Regions from separate parts of the Homo sapiens genome. Here region 2 is linked to region 1. Evidence: chromatin loops called from intact Hi-C (ENCODE). Cell type or tissue: heart left ventricle. All regions are shown on one strand.

The links. Peaks named below come from ENCODE experiments on the same cell type or tissue, not always from the same donor. Only the 100,000 strongest peaks of a DNase experiment are listed, where the experiment ranks them.
Region 2: it touches region 1 in a loop (8-fold over the local background); 15 of 110 quality-filtered maps call a loop at or near these places.

Annotation. Positions count from the first base shown.
Region 1 is chrX:3,545,726-3,553,725 of GRCh38, forward strand. No RefSeq gene overlaps it. Among named protein-coding and RNA genes, the nearest start is that of SNORA48B, 17 kb to the left of the region's middle. RefSeq lists an enhancer at 6,907-7,858. In heart left ventricle, a CTCF peak has its summit at 3,139 (motif pointing left); no DNase peak of the experiment used is centred here; H3K4me3 peaks cover 955 bases; H3K27ac peaks cover 648 bases.
Region 2 is chrX:3,241,510-3,249,509 of GRCh38, forward strand. No RefSeq gene overlaps it. Among named protein-coding and RNA genes, the nearest start is that of LINC01546, 26 kb to the right of the region's middle. In heart left ventricle, a CTCF peak has its summit at 3,595 (motif pointing right); no DNase peak of the experiment used is centred here.

The DNA.
Region 1 (8,000 bases):
CCAGAAGGTTCTAGATTTATATTGAAGAAGAGTTTTATAAGTTGGACAGTGATGTTATTTGTTTTCGAAAAGCAGTGACACTGATGGCCTTAGAGGCTAGGTACCTTAGAAAGGATATATTTTCATGTGCATAGAAAGATTCCTCCCTCCCTCCCTTCCTTCCTTCACTAAAAGCCATCCTTAGCTCAAGGAGAGGGAGTGCTTCCTTGCTAACAGCCTTGCAAGACACGGGATTCTCCAGGCAGGACGAGGAGCTGAACATTTCCAGAAACCTGGTCAGATGGTTCTGCATTCTTCTAAAAGATTTGCTGAGACACATCCACTTGCTGCCCTCATGGCAAAAGATCGCATAGATCTTGTTGCCATCTTCTGTGTCTCAGCGAAATAGCCCTGAGCAAAATCGCACATTAAATCTTCTGGTTGCAGAGTTAACTCATCTGTTCTCAAACAACCTGGCTTACAGAAGTGGATGCCAATCCAAAGCATGCCCAGAGGGCACATGGGTATTCTTTAATGAGCCAACTTTCATTACATAAGACACTCAATTGTGATCATTGGTGAATTTATCAAGTTGGCAGGGCATGTTTCCACACAGTCATCCTTTTTATTCTTCAGACATCTTTACTCTTTCATCAGCCCAGAGAAACAAATGTTTAGAGACGATGATATTTTCTCAATGTGTACTGCAGTTTACTATGCAGAACCCCTAACATAGACACCAGCTCTCATGGCCTGAATGCTTTGATTACTGTAGATGATCAATTCAGAGGTATTATTAGATCTCAGAGTGAATTGATTTTTGGTTTTTTTTGGAAGATGGGAAAGGTGGAGTTCACCAAGAGTCACTCTGCTCATTCCAAGACCCTCAACTCTCCATGAAGTTCTTCATTTTTGTCTCAAGTAATTCTTTTAAGTATATGTGCTCACCCAATAAAAATCTCTGTCTTGGTGAAATTGTGGAGGTGTAAAGTCAGACAGAGAGAGAAACTCTTGTTGCCTTCTTTAAAGGATAAACATGCCTTTTTCTGATCAAACTTGAGACCCTCCAAAATTAAACTAGCTGTTAAGTGTGTGACCCCAAAAGGAAAGGAAAAGGTAAAAGGAAGGAAGGAAGGAAGGAAAAGAGGGAGGGAGGGAGGGAAGGAAGGAAGGAAGGAAGGAAGGAAGGAAGGAAGGAAGGAAAAGAGGGAGGCAGGGAGGGAGGGAAGGAAGGAAGGAAGGAAGGTAGGAAGGAAAAGAGGGATGCAGGGAGGGAGGGAAGGAAGGAAGGAAGGAAGGGATCTTTCTATGCACATGAAGATGTATCATTTCTAAGGTACCCAGCCTCTAAGGCCATCATTGTCACTGAAATGTTGTTGTTGCTGTTGTTTGTTTTTGAGAGAGTTTCACTCTGTTGCACAATCACAGCTTCACTGCAGCCTCAAACTCCTGGGCTCAAGCAATCCTTCTACCTCAGCCTCCCAAGTAGCTGGGACCACAGGCGCATGCCACCATGCCCAGCTAATTTAAAAAAAAAAAATTTAGAGATGGGTCTCACTACGTTGCTCAGGCTGGAGATTATTTTTTAAACCAAAAAATATGAGAAATCCTTAGCCCCCTACTTCCATTTGTATTTTGCTTCTATCTAAAAAGTACCCAAGTTGTTTAATTTCACAACCTGAAAGCACTGGAAAGCTTTAGATTGGAAATGCAGGATTTCACTTTATGCGATGGGACTAGACCATCACAAGATCTAGTGGTGACTTGAATTTTGATGCCACAGATAATCCTCTTTGTTCAAAGTGCCCTGTTTAGAAATTCATACATCAGGCAATGCAGCCCTTACAATATGTTTTCATTGTGATATTGAGGAAGAAAAGATACAGGAAGGGAGAAAGGAAAAGATGCAAAAAATGAGGAAAACATTACATACTTTATAAAATATAAGAACCATAGGCTGGGTGTGGTGGCTCACACCTGTACTCTTAGCACTTTGGGAGGCCAAGGCAGGAGGATTGCTTGAGCCCAACAGTTCGAGACCATCCTGGGCAACATAGCAAGACTCTATCTCTAATTTTTTTCATAAAAAATAAAATAAAAAATAAAAAAGAACTATGAAAAGAAGGGTTTTTTTTGCCCTCAGGAAACTTGCAATCTAAATTTTCTTCTAAACCCGGATTTGCTTTAAATGACTTGTCTAAATAAACTTATCTTTCCATGTCATTTTTTATCTTGTTTTTTTAGTTGTTGTTTGCTTACTAAACCTAAGCCTGGGGGCCAGGAGTGGTGGCTCACACCTGTAATCCCAGCACGTTGGGAGGCCAAGGCAGGCGGATCACTTGAGGTCAGGAGTTTGAGACCAGCCTGGGCAACATGGTGAAACCCTGTCTCTACTAAAAATACAAAAATTAGCTGGGTGTGGTGGTGAGTGCCTATAATCCCAGCTACTGGGGAGATTGGGCAGGAGAATCACTTGAACCTGGGAGGCGGAGGTTGCAGTGAGCCGAGCTCGCGCCACTGCACTCCAGCCTGGCAACAAAGTGAGACCCTGTCTCAAAAATAAATAAATGAAGAACCTAAGCCTTGAAGAAATAAATCTTTTAAAATTTCATTATGATTTTACTTTTGCTACCAACAACACCAGCCTTCTCTAAAAATCTAACTTTTGCTTGTCAACACTCAAAAACAACATTGGTGGAAGCCAAATGTACCTCAAAAGATGAATTTCATGCTTTTTTAGAGGAAAAAGCCTCATGAACTGTGCTAGGTATTTTGATGATCAGCTCTTCGCATGGACATCTTGTCATGAATATTTATTCATAGGACATTTTCTTTTCTTTTTTAAAGGCTAATTGATATTTTCATCTGAGCCAAACAGTAAATGTGGCATAGGGAAAGTTGTGTCTCACTATTGGATTCCTGAGTTAGTGAAAGAAAAGAGCTTGTATCTTCTAAAAGTGGAGGTGAATTATGTTTATTCTATAAAATACATAATAAATATCAATAATAATAGATACATAAGAGTCATAATTCTCTATGGGAAGTTATTTCTATAGCGGAGTAAGAAAAATCTACTGAACCTCCCTCTCTGCCACCACAAATAAACTTCCACGTCCCCAGGGAAAACCTTGTTAAGTGGTATACACTGCCCTCTTGTGCAGACTGTTTAAACAGAAAAGATCTCACGCACCTATTACATAAAACATTTTTTAAAGCTCTGCATAAAGGAGGAAGACAACTAAATCTGCCAAGGTTTCTTGTTGATTTATTATAGCTGTTTCATAATCCACAAAGCCATAGTCAGCAATACCCGCAAACATTCTGTATACAAACGACTAGCTAGGTTTACAGTTCAAATGAGTATAAACTAAATTGTTTCTGTTTCCAAGAATTAAGCAACCATGGATTTTTTTTAAATGTTCCAATTCGCAATGTTCAAATCTATGTGGTACACTTATCTTTTAAGCGTTTTGCAAGATGCACCAGCACCACGTATAATATGATTCGCCAGCCACAAAAGAACCAGTCATGCCTGAGATTTCTAGAAAATTTTACAATGGTTAAAAATGTCTCCACTGGGGCGTTTGTGTTGGTTTTCCTGAAAGGCATGGGATGGTCGTGCAGCCGATTCTCATAACGTCGGGATTGCTTTCTCTCTCTCTCTCTCTCTCTCTCTCTCGTCTCCGTCTGCAAAACAATGGAGCAGGGTTTTCCTGGCTTCTTCTGCTTAGCGCCACTTTTCTTTTCTTTTTAATTCCCAGGTCCACAAACAATTTTTAGAGCTAAAAGAAAAGGTATGTGGCAATACTTAATTGCTGGACCCATGAAGCCAGGAGGATCTGAGACTCACTCCGAGAGCCAGGGACTTTCCAATGCGTTGGGAAGCAGCCTCTGCAGGAAGCTCGGCATGGGAAAAAGCTGTACCGGCTGCAAATCGTCCCTTCTGGTTCCGGCGAGTGACAGCAGAGGGTGACACAGATGCTCACATTGTCAGTGGTCCTTGCTGTGTTCATCTGACCCTGCGGTGCTCCACACAGGCAACTATGTCCCCAGGGACACTCGACAATGTCTGGAGATAGCTTTGGGTGTCGCAACCGGGGTGGTTGGTGCTCCGGGCATCTGGTGGGTGGAACCCAGGGACACTGCTCAACACCCTGCAGTGCACAGGACACCCCACCCCAGAGGATCATCCACCCAGCCTTAAATGTCCACACTTTGAGAAGGACTGTACTAGAGGATTGATCTGTAGCATTCTAATCCTTATCAGAATCCCAACCTCCATGGTGTCAAGGGAGAAAAACGTGTGTCTCTATTCACGAGAGAAAGAAAAGCTGAGTATCAGGCAGGACTGGGGTGTGCGGAAGCAGGTGAAGTGGAGCTTCAGAAGAGTGGCCCCATGGGCTTTTGAGGGGACTTCTCTGTTGGGTCGTCTAAATCTTCATCCCAAACTCCCCAGTCAATATGTGGTGGATTCGTGTGAAACAAAAAGAGACCAATCGATTTATCTTCATCACCTAAGAGGCCATTCATTATGAAGTAGGAGACCCAACTTGACTCCGGAGGCAGGGACTTAGACTTTGGACCACACTGAAGACTAGCTAAAATAGGGAAGTGGCAATAGCAATAGCTCCTCTCCATAAGACACGCCCACCAGTGCCATGTCAGTTTACTGTTACCATAGCAACACCTGGAAGTTACCGCCCCTTTCTGTGGCAATGATCCAAGAACATGGAAGTTACTACTCTTTTTCTTGAAATCTCTGCATAATCTGCCCCTTAATTTGCATGCCATTAGAAGTGGGTATACATATGACTCCAGCACTGCCTCTGAGCTGCTGTTCTGGACGCACTGCCTATTGGGTAGCCCTGCTCTGCCAGGAGCAGGACCTCTGCTGCTGCTGCTGTGCACTGCCACTTCAGTGAAAGTGGGGGTGGCTCACGCCTGTAATCCCAGGACTTTGGGAGGCTGAGGTGGGTGGATCACTTGAGGTCAGGAGTTCGAGACCAGCTTGGTCAACATGGTGAAATCCCATCTCTACTAAAAATACAAAAATTAGCCAGGTGTGGTCATGTGCACCTGTAGTCCCAGCTACCAGGAGGCTGAGGCAGGAGAATCACTTGAACCCTGGAGGTGGAGGTTGCAGTGAGCCGAGATCACGCCACTGCTCTGCAAGTTGCTGTCTAACACCACGGGCTCACCCTGAAATGTTTTCCTGGGTGAAGCCAAGAACCCTCCCAAGCTAAGCCCCCAGTTTGGGGGCTCACCTGCCCTGCAACAATTAGACAACCACAGTCTGAATCAAGGACTCTCTGAATGGGATAACACATAGGTTCCTACGACAGCGAGGAAACTTCTAGAATTGCCTGGGGCTAAGGGTTTCCCCAGGATGTGGGACCTTCAGCTTTAAAACCACAAAAGTCCTGGGCAAACTGTAACAGACAGCCAATAAGCACAGTTATTCTCCAGCCTGGCTCCAGAGGTCTTCGCTAGGCAGCAATTTAATTTTTAATATGGAAAATATGGCTAAAACTTATTTTTATAGTATTTTAGGAAACAGGGCATCATTATCTCACATTGCAAATTTAAATCCCAATAGATATTAGACCTTCAAAAAATAAGAATAAGGAGAATTTGCTTAAAATTGCAAATAGAGGAATGCTGTCATGAACTTCCTACTTTGTATCTGTCATAATTCTGAATCTAAATCACAATTAGCCTGCAACTGACACTGTAATAGTCACCAAAATTTGCAATACCTGCACAGAGTATAGTCAAAGAATTTCAACCAAATCCTTTCTGTTGATCCAACAAAATAAAATGTATACAGATATGAAGGGCATTGGAGAATGGTGAACAAGTATACTTGGCGTGGCTGGAGCAGTGGCTCACATCTTTAATCCCAGCCCTTTGGGAAGTTGAGGTAGGAGGATTACTTGAACCTAGGAGTTCGAGACAAGCCTGGGCGACAGAGCAAGACCCTATCTCTAAAAATATTTTAAAAATTAGCCAAGCCTGGTGGTATCTACCTGCAGTCCCAGCTACGCAGGGGGCTTAGGTAAGAGGATCGCTTGAACTCAGGAGGTGGGGGCTGCAGTGAGCTATGACTGCACCAATGCACTCCAGCTTGGGTGACAGAGTGAGAACCCCGTCTCTAAAAAAAATAAACTTAGGAAAATAAAATAAATAATAAAAAATGCACTCCAGCTTGGGTGACAGAATGAGACCCTGTCTCTAAAAAAATAAAATTAGGAAGATAAAATTAAATTTAAAAATAAAAAAGATACTTGGTGAATTTCTCCTCCACAGGGGAGCTGGCTCCCAGAAGGAAAGAAAGGCCATCCACATTCTACAGATGAACAAGTTCACTCCTCACTGAATCCTGTGCATTAGCTTCTCAGATCATCGCAGGATCTCCTTGACTGGAAAGTCAGAAACAACCGTGGCCATAACTACCACCATCAAAACCAGGAATACACTCCTTGCATTTAGGATTAGATGCAGGTTTTGTGGGAGCTGAAGCTTACAAAATTTCAGAAGTCATCTTTCAGAAAATGAATTTGAATGTATCTTACTTTGGGGGATTTTACAAAACTGTACAACCATGTGCAATGAACTGAATGCTTGTGTCTCCCACAATTCCTATGCTGAAATCCTCACCCCCAAGATGATGGTGTCAGGGGGTGAGGCCCTTGGGAGGTGATGAGGTCATGAGGATGGAGCCTCCTGAATGGGATAGATGAGAGATCAATATATACATAGACACAGTTAGGAGGAGATGTCACTTAATAACATGCAAAAGTATCAAAATACAATTGCAAATATATAATATTCATAAAATAAAACATATATACTTACTTTTAAAAAAATACACTATGATTAAACTAGTCATAAAATCAACAACATTCTAAATGTCTAACTAGTCATAAAGTTACCTGTTATAACTTTTGTCATTATTGCATATCAGAGTTTCCCAATCTTGGCACTATTGATATTTGAACCAAGTAATTCTTTATTATGGGAAGCAGCCTGTGCATTGTAGGGTGTTAAGCAGCATCCCTGGCCTCTACTCACCACATGCCAGTAGTACTCTCCCCAGGTGTATTAACCAAAAGTACAAGCAGACATTGCTGAATGCCCCCTGGGGTTTGGGTATGGAGTTCAGAATCACCCCAACTGACAACCACTGACATAGACCTGTGACTTCATTTCCTTACCATCTGTGATTCAGTTTCTCATAGTGTGTGATGGTGAATTTCATATGTCCACTTGGCTAGTGTGATGGTGAATTTTATGCGTCCACTTGACTGGCGTGATGATGAATTTTATGTATCCACCGGGCTGGTGTGATGGTGAATTTTATCCACAGTGCCCAGACGTGTGGTCAAAGGTTACCCTGGATGTTACTGTGTGGGTGTTTTTGGATGAGATGAACATTTCTTTCATGCGCGTCCATGTGAAGAGACCACCAAACAGGCTTTGTGTGAGCAACAGGGCTGTTTATTTCACCTGGGTGCAGGCGGGCTGAGTCTGAAAAGAGAGTCAGCGAAGGGAGATGGGGGTGGGGCCGTTTTATAGGATTTGGGAAGGTAATGGAAAATTACAGTCAAAGGGGGCTGTTCTCTGGTGGGCAGGGGCGGGGGTCACAAGGTGCTCAGTGGGGGAGCTTCTGAGCCAGGAGAAGGAAATTCACAGGGTTAATCACTCAGTTAAGCTGGGGCAGGAACAAATCACCATGGTGGAATGTCATCAGTTAAGGCGGGGCAGGGCCTTTTCACTTCTTTTGTGGATCTTCAGTTACTTCAGGCCATCTGGGTGTATATGTGCAAGTCACAGGGGATGCGATGGCCTGGCCTGGGCTCAGAGGCCTGACATTCCTGCCTTCTTATATTAATAAGAAAAATAAAATAGTGTTGAAGTGTTGGGGCAGTGAAAATTTTTGGGGGGTGGTATGGAGAGAGAATGGACGATGTTTCTCAGGGCTGCTTCGAGCGGGATTAGGGGCGGCGTGGGAACCTAGAGTG
Region 2 (8,000 bases), 300 kb before region 1:
TGTTGGTTTCTAGGCATCAGTGTATGGCAATATGCATGAAGTGTTGCCAACTTGGGTGTAGTAGTCCATTCCTGCCTTGTTATAAAGAATAAATGGAGTCTGGGTAATTTATAAAGAAAAGAGGTTTAATTGGCTCACAGTTCTGCAGGCTGTACAGGAAGCATGATGCTGGCATCTGCTTCTCAGGAGGCCTCAGGAGGCTTTCAGTCACGGCATAGGGTGAAGGGAGAGTAGGTGTCTCACGTGGTGGAAGCAGGAATGAGAGAGTGAGGAGGGGCTACACACTTTTAAATGACCAGATCTCATGAGGGCACACTCACTATCACAAGGACAGTACGAAGGGGAATGGTGCTAAACTATTCATGAAAAATCCACCCACAGGATCCAATCACCTCCCACCAGGCCCCACTGCCAACCTTGGGAATCACATTTCAGCATGAGATTTGAAGCATATCCAAACCATATCACTGGGCATATCACCTGAGCCTTGGGGTTCAGTGTTTACTGAGGCTTCATTGTGATTGATTAATTGTCTATGTGGCTGATCATTCTCCAGTCTCACTGGAAGTCTACCAATACCATGGAACCTGAATCCCATTGTTACTAATGGATGTGGCTACCCTGACTCCAAATCACACTGTTAGACTGCCCAGTGTGAACCAACACCCCTACAGAAACAAATACACTCCTGTCTTTGTTTGGCACACATTCCAAAGGCTTAGATGTCAAGTTTTAGAGTCAACGCCAAACCCAGACCTCTCCTTGAGCAAAGTTAAATTCTAGCCAACTCCAAAGCCCAGACCTCTCCTTGAGCAACGTTAAACTCTTTACCTCCAGGTCTGCAGAACTGAACAGATGTCCACATCCTAATCCCCCATGTGGGAGACAGAATAATGCCCCCAAAGATGCCCACATTCTAATCCCCATGTGGTGGAAAAAATAATGTCCCCAAAGATGTCTGCATCCTAATCCCCATGTAATAGAATACTGGCCCCAGAGATGTCCACATCCTAATCCCCATGTGGTAGACAGAATAATGGCCCCAAAGGTGTCCATGTCCAATGAATATGTTGATTTACATGGTAAAGCAGACTTTGCAGATGAGATCAAGTTAAAAATCTTGAGATGGGGAGATTATTCTGGATTATTTGGGTGGATTCAATGTAGTCTCAGTGGTTCTTATAGAAGGAAGGCAGGGATTCAGAAAAAGAGAAAGAGGAGATGTGACAAAGAGAGTGGAGGTTGGCGTGATGCAGGAAGAAAGAAGGCACCACAAGCCAAGGAATACAGCAACCTCTAGAAGCTGGAAAAAGCAAGGAAACAGATTCATCCATGGAGCATCCAGAAGAACCATTCTTGCAGACACCCTTATTTCAGCCCAGTGAGGCTCAGTTAAATTTCTGTTTTGGCCACTGAAATGAAGCCCCTTCCTTTATAAGGCAAAATACCTAGACCAGCAGCCAGAGGAGTCATGGTTTAAGGTCCTCAGTGGCCTGCGAGTGTCAATGTTGCTACCTTTGGCTGTACCTACAGCCAGCAGCTGCAACCCCCACTCATGGCATAAGATGCCAAAAACTGCAAGGTCACAGGAACATGCAGCCAGCACTTTACGCAGCCTCCATGGGGCTACACAAGAAACCCTGATATTGCAAAACAGCTCAGAGTTCATTGTTTCTCAGCATCCTTCTCAGGGTCTCCTAGATGATGACTTTGGGCATTTAAGGAGCAATTTATGTGTGCCCCTCCCCACTTGGTTAGGAGCCCACTGCAAAGTCTACAGGGGGTTTGGGGAGAAATAAGGACTTCTGTCTATCACTGCTCCAGTTACAATGGAAAGAGAGCCTGTCACATGACCCAAGCAGGCTCCCCCTCCTCCTGCACATGAGCCTATGCTACTGGATGGAAGGAAAAGAAGCTCAAAGCTGCCTTCTCTTAATATCCTTCTCTGACTCAATGATTCCTACCTGGAGGTGGAAGATGCTGAGAGGACACACACGTTTTTATGGAGGGAGAGAAGGAGAGAGAAGAATGGAGGAAGAGAGAGGGAGAGAAGGAAAGGAAGGAAGAGAGAGAAGAAAGAAGAAAGAGAGAGGGATGAAGGAAGAGAGAGGAAGAAAGGGAGAGAAAGAAGGAAGGAAGGAGGGAGGGAGGGAGGGAAGGAAGGAAGGAAGGAAAGAGAGAGAAAGAAAGAGAGAGAAAGGGAAGGAAGGGAAGGGGAGGAGAGGAGAGGAGAGGAAAGAAAAGAGGAAAGGAAAGGAAAAAAATGAAAAGAGGGAGGCAGAGTGAGACAGAGAGTCAGAGAGAGAAAGAGGAAGAAAGAGAGAGGAAAGGAGAGAATAAGAAGGGGGAAATGGAGAAATATAAAAAGGACCAAAAAAAGAAGAGAGGGGGGAGGGAAGGAGAGAGAAAGAAGGAGGAGGAGGAGAGAGAAAGAAAGAAAAACAGGAAGCAGAGGGGAGAAAGAGAAGGAAGTAAGAGAAAGAGAGGGAAAGAGGGTGAGAGAGATAGAGGAACGAATGGTAAATAGAGAGAAGGGAGAAATGGAGAAAGGGAGAAGAGATTAAGAGAAAGAGAAGGAGAGCAGACAGAGAGAGAGATGAGATAGTCAGAGAGATATGAATGGAGGAAGGAAAGGAGAAAGAGAGAGAGAAAAGAAGGAGAAGGAGGAGGAGGAAGAGGAGGAGGAGGAAAGAGAAAGAGAAAGAAAAGAGGGGGAGGGAGAAAGAGAAAGAAGGAAAGAGAGCCAGACAGAAAGGAACAAATGGATAAACAGAGGAAGGAAGGGATGGAGAAAGAGAGGAGAAAAGGAGAGAGAGGGAAGGAAGGAGGGAGTCAGGGAGAAAGAGAGACACTGTGTGCTTGAAGAAAAGTTACAGGACTGGCTATCATTTCCTCCGGAGGCCAACAAAACTCTCCCTGCTCGCTAAGCCCCACTGAATATATTTGAAAGAGCTAGTAAGAGATAAAATAAAATTGCTTTGTGATTATACTCAATGAGTCATGCTTGTTCGACACACCAGTTACATATGCTTTCCCCCTAAGAGCCCTCAAGAAATACCAGTCCTATAGTGTAATAGAGTTGGATCTCCAAGAGCTGTTTAGGAGCAAGAACTCAGCCGACAGGATTTCTGGAGAATTTCTCCTGGCTTGTCTCTGATCAAGCAACGTCACCAAGAGGCGATTATTAACCCCATTGATGTTGGATTCCTCACTTAGAGAAATGACGGAATGACTCCTTGTTCATCCTCAGAGCTCCTTTTATTTTCAAAGTTCTATCTCCTAGGTAAAGATTAAATTTCTGTATTTTATACTAAACAACTCCAGGCTCTAACCGTGTTCGTCTGCCCATGTGTTCAAGATGGGCACGCACATCAGAATATCTTGAACTTGCTGGAAGAAGTTAAGGAGCATTCATGGTCTCCATCTTAGGTGTTTTGGAGGGTCTGTAGAAGGTTGGGGCTATTGCTGCTACAGAGACCATGACTGACTTCATGAGGCTTGTTCTGATTGTTCACAACAATGGGGTTTGGACAAGAAGATGAAGGTGATGTGACAGGGTTAGATCCTGGAGAAACTCAACTCACTTTGGACAGATAATGGGTGTAATGTCCCCTGATTGTCTGGACTTGACAGCAGAGGGCAGCCCACACTTGGACTGGCATTATTCAGCACATGTGCCATTACATGTCATTAACCTTAACATGAAACTTTCACCTCTCAGCCCAGATGTCTTACCCAAAACTTTCTGGGTTTGTGGGTTGATGGGATATCTCTTGGTTGACTGGATTGTTGGCTTGGTGGCTGGGTTTTGCATCTCTGACACTGTCTTCATCTTTTGTCCTCCTGGCTTGAATTTTGGGATGAGGTATTCTGCAGTAGGCAGGCCTATGCAAACCTTTCCCCAAAAGTCCAAGAAAGCTGAGAAGTCAAAGAGAGAGGCTGACACATCTAGTTTCTCAGAAAAAACAAACAAACAAAAAAAACCCCAAAACATTTCATAGGTACTTAAAAACAGAAGCCATGTTTGTGTCTTGGATGGCAGAGAGAGAAGATGGTGGATCTCCACACCACTACCCCCAAATAACCCAGGACTTATATACCATGGAGTAAGGGGTGTGTAGGATGATTGTTTAAGGGCAGGATTTATGGCAAGAACATGCTCTTACACAAGGAACAGTAGATAGAATAGAAATCTTAGAGGCATGCCTGGAACTAGGGTCAATCAGAAGTCAACATGGTGGATTAGCATTCAAGATGGAGCTACTTTAGCCTCCACATGAAGATACTTTGATGATGAATGATGCACCTGTTCTAAAACATGGGTGGGCTGACACCTCAGCACTGGCCCTGGTTTTGTCTCCAGGACTCTCAGCAACTGCAGACCTCACAACTATAGGAACAAGCTTCCTACTCAGGTCCTCTGGCTCTCCAGAGCCTCTCTGTTTCTGAACTGTACTGACAATCCCTGATTCTTTACATGAGTTCCTCACCACTTGCCTCATCCCAGCCGTGAGACTTCTGGATAGGCACAACCACGTGATTATATTATCAAAGGCTTGCCTTCCAACTGAAATAACCTTATAGGAAATTGTTTTGACATTTCAATAAAATAAACCCTCTTGAAGAGAAGCCAACACAAATAACCTTTGTAATAAATTCTGCTGTGCTATAGTAAGATAGTCACAGGAGTTCACTTCCATTCATTGAAAGTTTAGGGGAAAAAAGGGGGAAATCTTACAAGAATATAAGCTCATTCAGTTCATGCGTTCCTAGAAGGAGAGGTTGAGTTTGCATAGCTTGGCTCTTTCTCAAGTCCAAGTCTAGTCAAGAGGCAGTCTTTATAAACAATGATAGACAACTTTTCTGGGGAAAGATTTGTTTGGAAAGAAATGGAGGATAATTCAAAAGAGGTGATTGAAGCCTTAGTACAGTGGGCTTTAAATGATGGGTTGTGTAGTGTTTATTTCTTCCTGTTGGTGGAGGAGAGTGATTAAGGGCTTTTCCTACCTTAAGGTGATCAAAGTGGTATTTTCATAAGATTAATCTGGCGGCAGAATGCAGATAGTTCTCAGCCTCCCCACCCATCCTTGGCGTATATAGAGCACCTGGGGGCACATATGTCCAAGACAGAGACGTATACAGGCAAAGTAATGCTTTAATCTTATGTCTCAGACTAAACATAACTCAGAGGAAGACAATGTTGGGAAGAGCACCAAGAACTTAAGACATTTGTGCACATTCCACATTAGCCATCTTTTACATCACCCCTCGGAGCACGAGAGCTCTTTCACTTACTTTTGGCCAAATTGGATACAGTTTGCCTTCGTAATATGAGGGCTATATAGAGGCATTTCCCAAAATAAAAGAGTTTATACGTTTGACCCATCCCAGATTTTGTTCAATGCTCTAGTTCATGCTTTGGTGGTTTCCTCAGACACAGCTGAATTTATAAACATTCTGAGATGTCCCATAGATAGAGGATTCAACCTCAGTTCTTCCACCTAGCACACTTGCTTATAAAATGACATGTAACCTATGAGTTGGCTGAAGCCATGCTGAAAGCCAATTTTTAGGTTCCAAAGCAGAGAATCTTACAAGGATGTGCTCATTTTCACTTTGAGACACTGAAAGAGTTGGTGTCTAGGTGGTCTGGGATAATAACCTAAGCACATAATAGCTCTAAGCACGTTGTCATTAATCCTTTTATTGGCCATAGACCTCCATGTGGCTAGCCAACTGTAAAGAACACCACCCACCTCAGTGGAAAGCAGGTGAAGGGGAGAAATGCCTCAACCCACTCAACATTAGTAATAGTCAGAATGGAACTGATAGAATAAACCCTGGGCTCACCCCTTAGAGGAAAACTTAAGAGCTTATCTTCCTTTTATATTTTTCATTCTGTAATGAGATTGCTTTTTGCTAGTCTACCAATATATATGCTATTCATTTTTAATGCAAGAAAAAAATATGCATACCTAATACAAACACACACACATGTATGTGTATATGTGTGTGTATGTGTGCATGTATTAGGTAAGTATGTGTGTATGCATGTGTATTTTTTCTTGCATTAAAAAAAAGATAACAGAATCTTTGACCACAAGATTTTGGGTAAAATACCACTTTAGTTTATGGAATAGCAACCTAGTAAAAGAGCATGAATGTTGAAAGTTATAAAGTCAGAATTCTTTGAGGATCAAAGACTTTTTCAGCCCATCAAACATCCAAGAGTAATTCAATGTGAAAATAGGATTTCTTCCCCTTGTGGGGGATTCCTCAATCGCTGTTTCTTCATTTAAGCGACATTTGGACAGGAATAAAATGAGAAAGTACATGATTCTTCCAAAGTCCCTGAATTTTCAATGCGACCATATTGGAGATGTTCTTTTTTGAACAATGTTCCCACAACTAGTAAAGCTTTGTCTAATTCAAGTCCATAAGATAGAGACTATGATACAGACATTTGATAAATATACACCTGAGTTGGTAGGTTGCAGAAGGAGCTGCTTTGTGCTTTGAATAACTCAATTTGGTGATCCACAGTGGATTGGGTGGCTTATTCCCAGATCCTCACCATCCTTTGTGGTCAGTAGATATGTCCAACCAGTTGATATGGAAATGGTCGTGTAGATTTAACTGTAGGACCAAGGCACATGCAGTGGACTTCTTTTGTCCTGGAAGAAATTAGATCAATTTCAGCATTGACAATAACATCTGAGCTTGGGTTGCTTGGCTTTCCTGGAAGCATGTTCTTTGGTGTGCAAAAAGAGGGTAGATATATATAATTAGTTTGAAATTTTTAAGGGACTTTGATCAACCCGTATAAGGGACTTTGATCAACCCGTATAGCTGCATAACGTGTGTGGGCTTTGTGAAATGTGCTGAGCGCTAATTTTTAATTCTTTCAGCAACACACATTCAAATGCAAACCTGAATGTGTTTGTTGTCATGCAAAATTAAAATAAGAAATGTAGAAAATTCTTTAAAATGAAAATGATAGGGACTCACCTTATTTTGTTTTTTGTTTGTGTGTTTATTTTTTGAGAAAGAATCTCGCTCTGTTCCCCTGGGCTGGAGCACAGTGGTGCAATCTCAGCTCACTGCAGCCTCTGTCTTCCAGGTTCAAGCGATTCTCCTGCCTCAGCCTCCCGAGTAGCTGAGATTACAGGCATAGGCCACCACACTCAGCTAATTTTTGTATTTTTTTGTAGAAACAGGGTTTCACTATGTTGGCCAACCTGGTCTCGAACTCCTGACCTTAAGTGACTCTCCCGCCTCGGCCTCCCAAAGCTCTGGGATTACAAGCGTGAGTCAGCGTGCCCGGCCTTTATTTTGTTTCTAAGATGGGAAATGAACCTAAGACTCTTGAAGACATTTACAACGTCAATTTTATCAAAACAATTGAGAGAATTCAGGTCATAATTTTGAGAAACAATAAAAATGGTCAGACAAATGCTGTCTATGACGAGTGAAAGAGCTCTATGAGTTTTAGAACAATGGTCTCCAAGGTAGGGAGATTTTGTTCTATGCCAGGGGACACTTGGCAATGTCTGTAGATATTCTTCAGTGTCACAACTGAGTGGTCTCACTGGCACCTGGTGCGTGGAGCCCAAGGATGTTGCTCGACACCCTACAGTGCACAGGACACCCCCACCACAGAGAATCATCCACTCCGAAATGTCAGCAGTGCCAGCTCAACTGCAAAACCCTGCCTTAGCATGAGAGACTCTGTGTGCCTGTCTGTCATCTATTTATCTATCTCTCTTTTTGTCCACCTATCTGTTATCTGTCTATCATCTATATATCTATCCACCTATCATCTATTTGGTCATCTATCTGTTATCATTATTATCTATCTATATATCTGTTGATTATCTATCTATTTATCTATCAATCCATCTGTATTAGTCCGTTTTCACACTGCTGATAAAAACATACCCAAGACTGGGTAAATTATAAAGAAAAAGAAGTTTAATGAACTCACAGTTCCACGTGGTTGG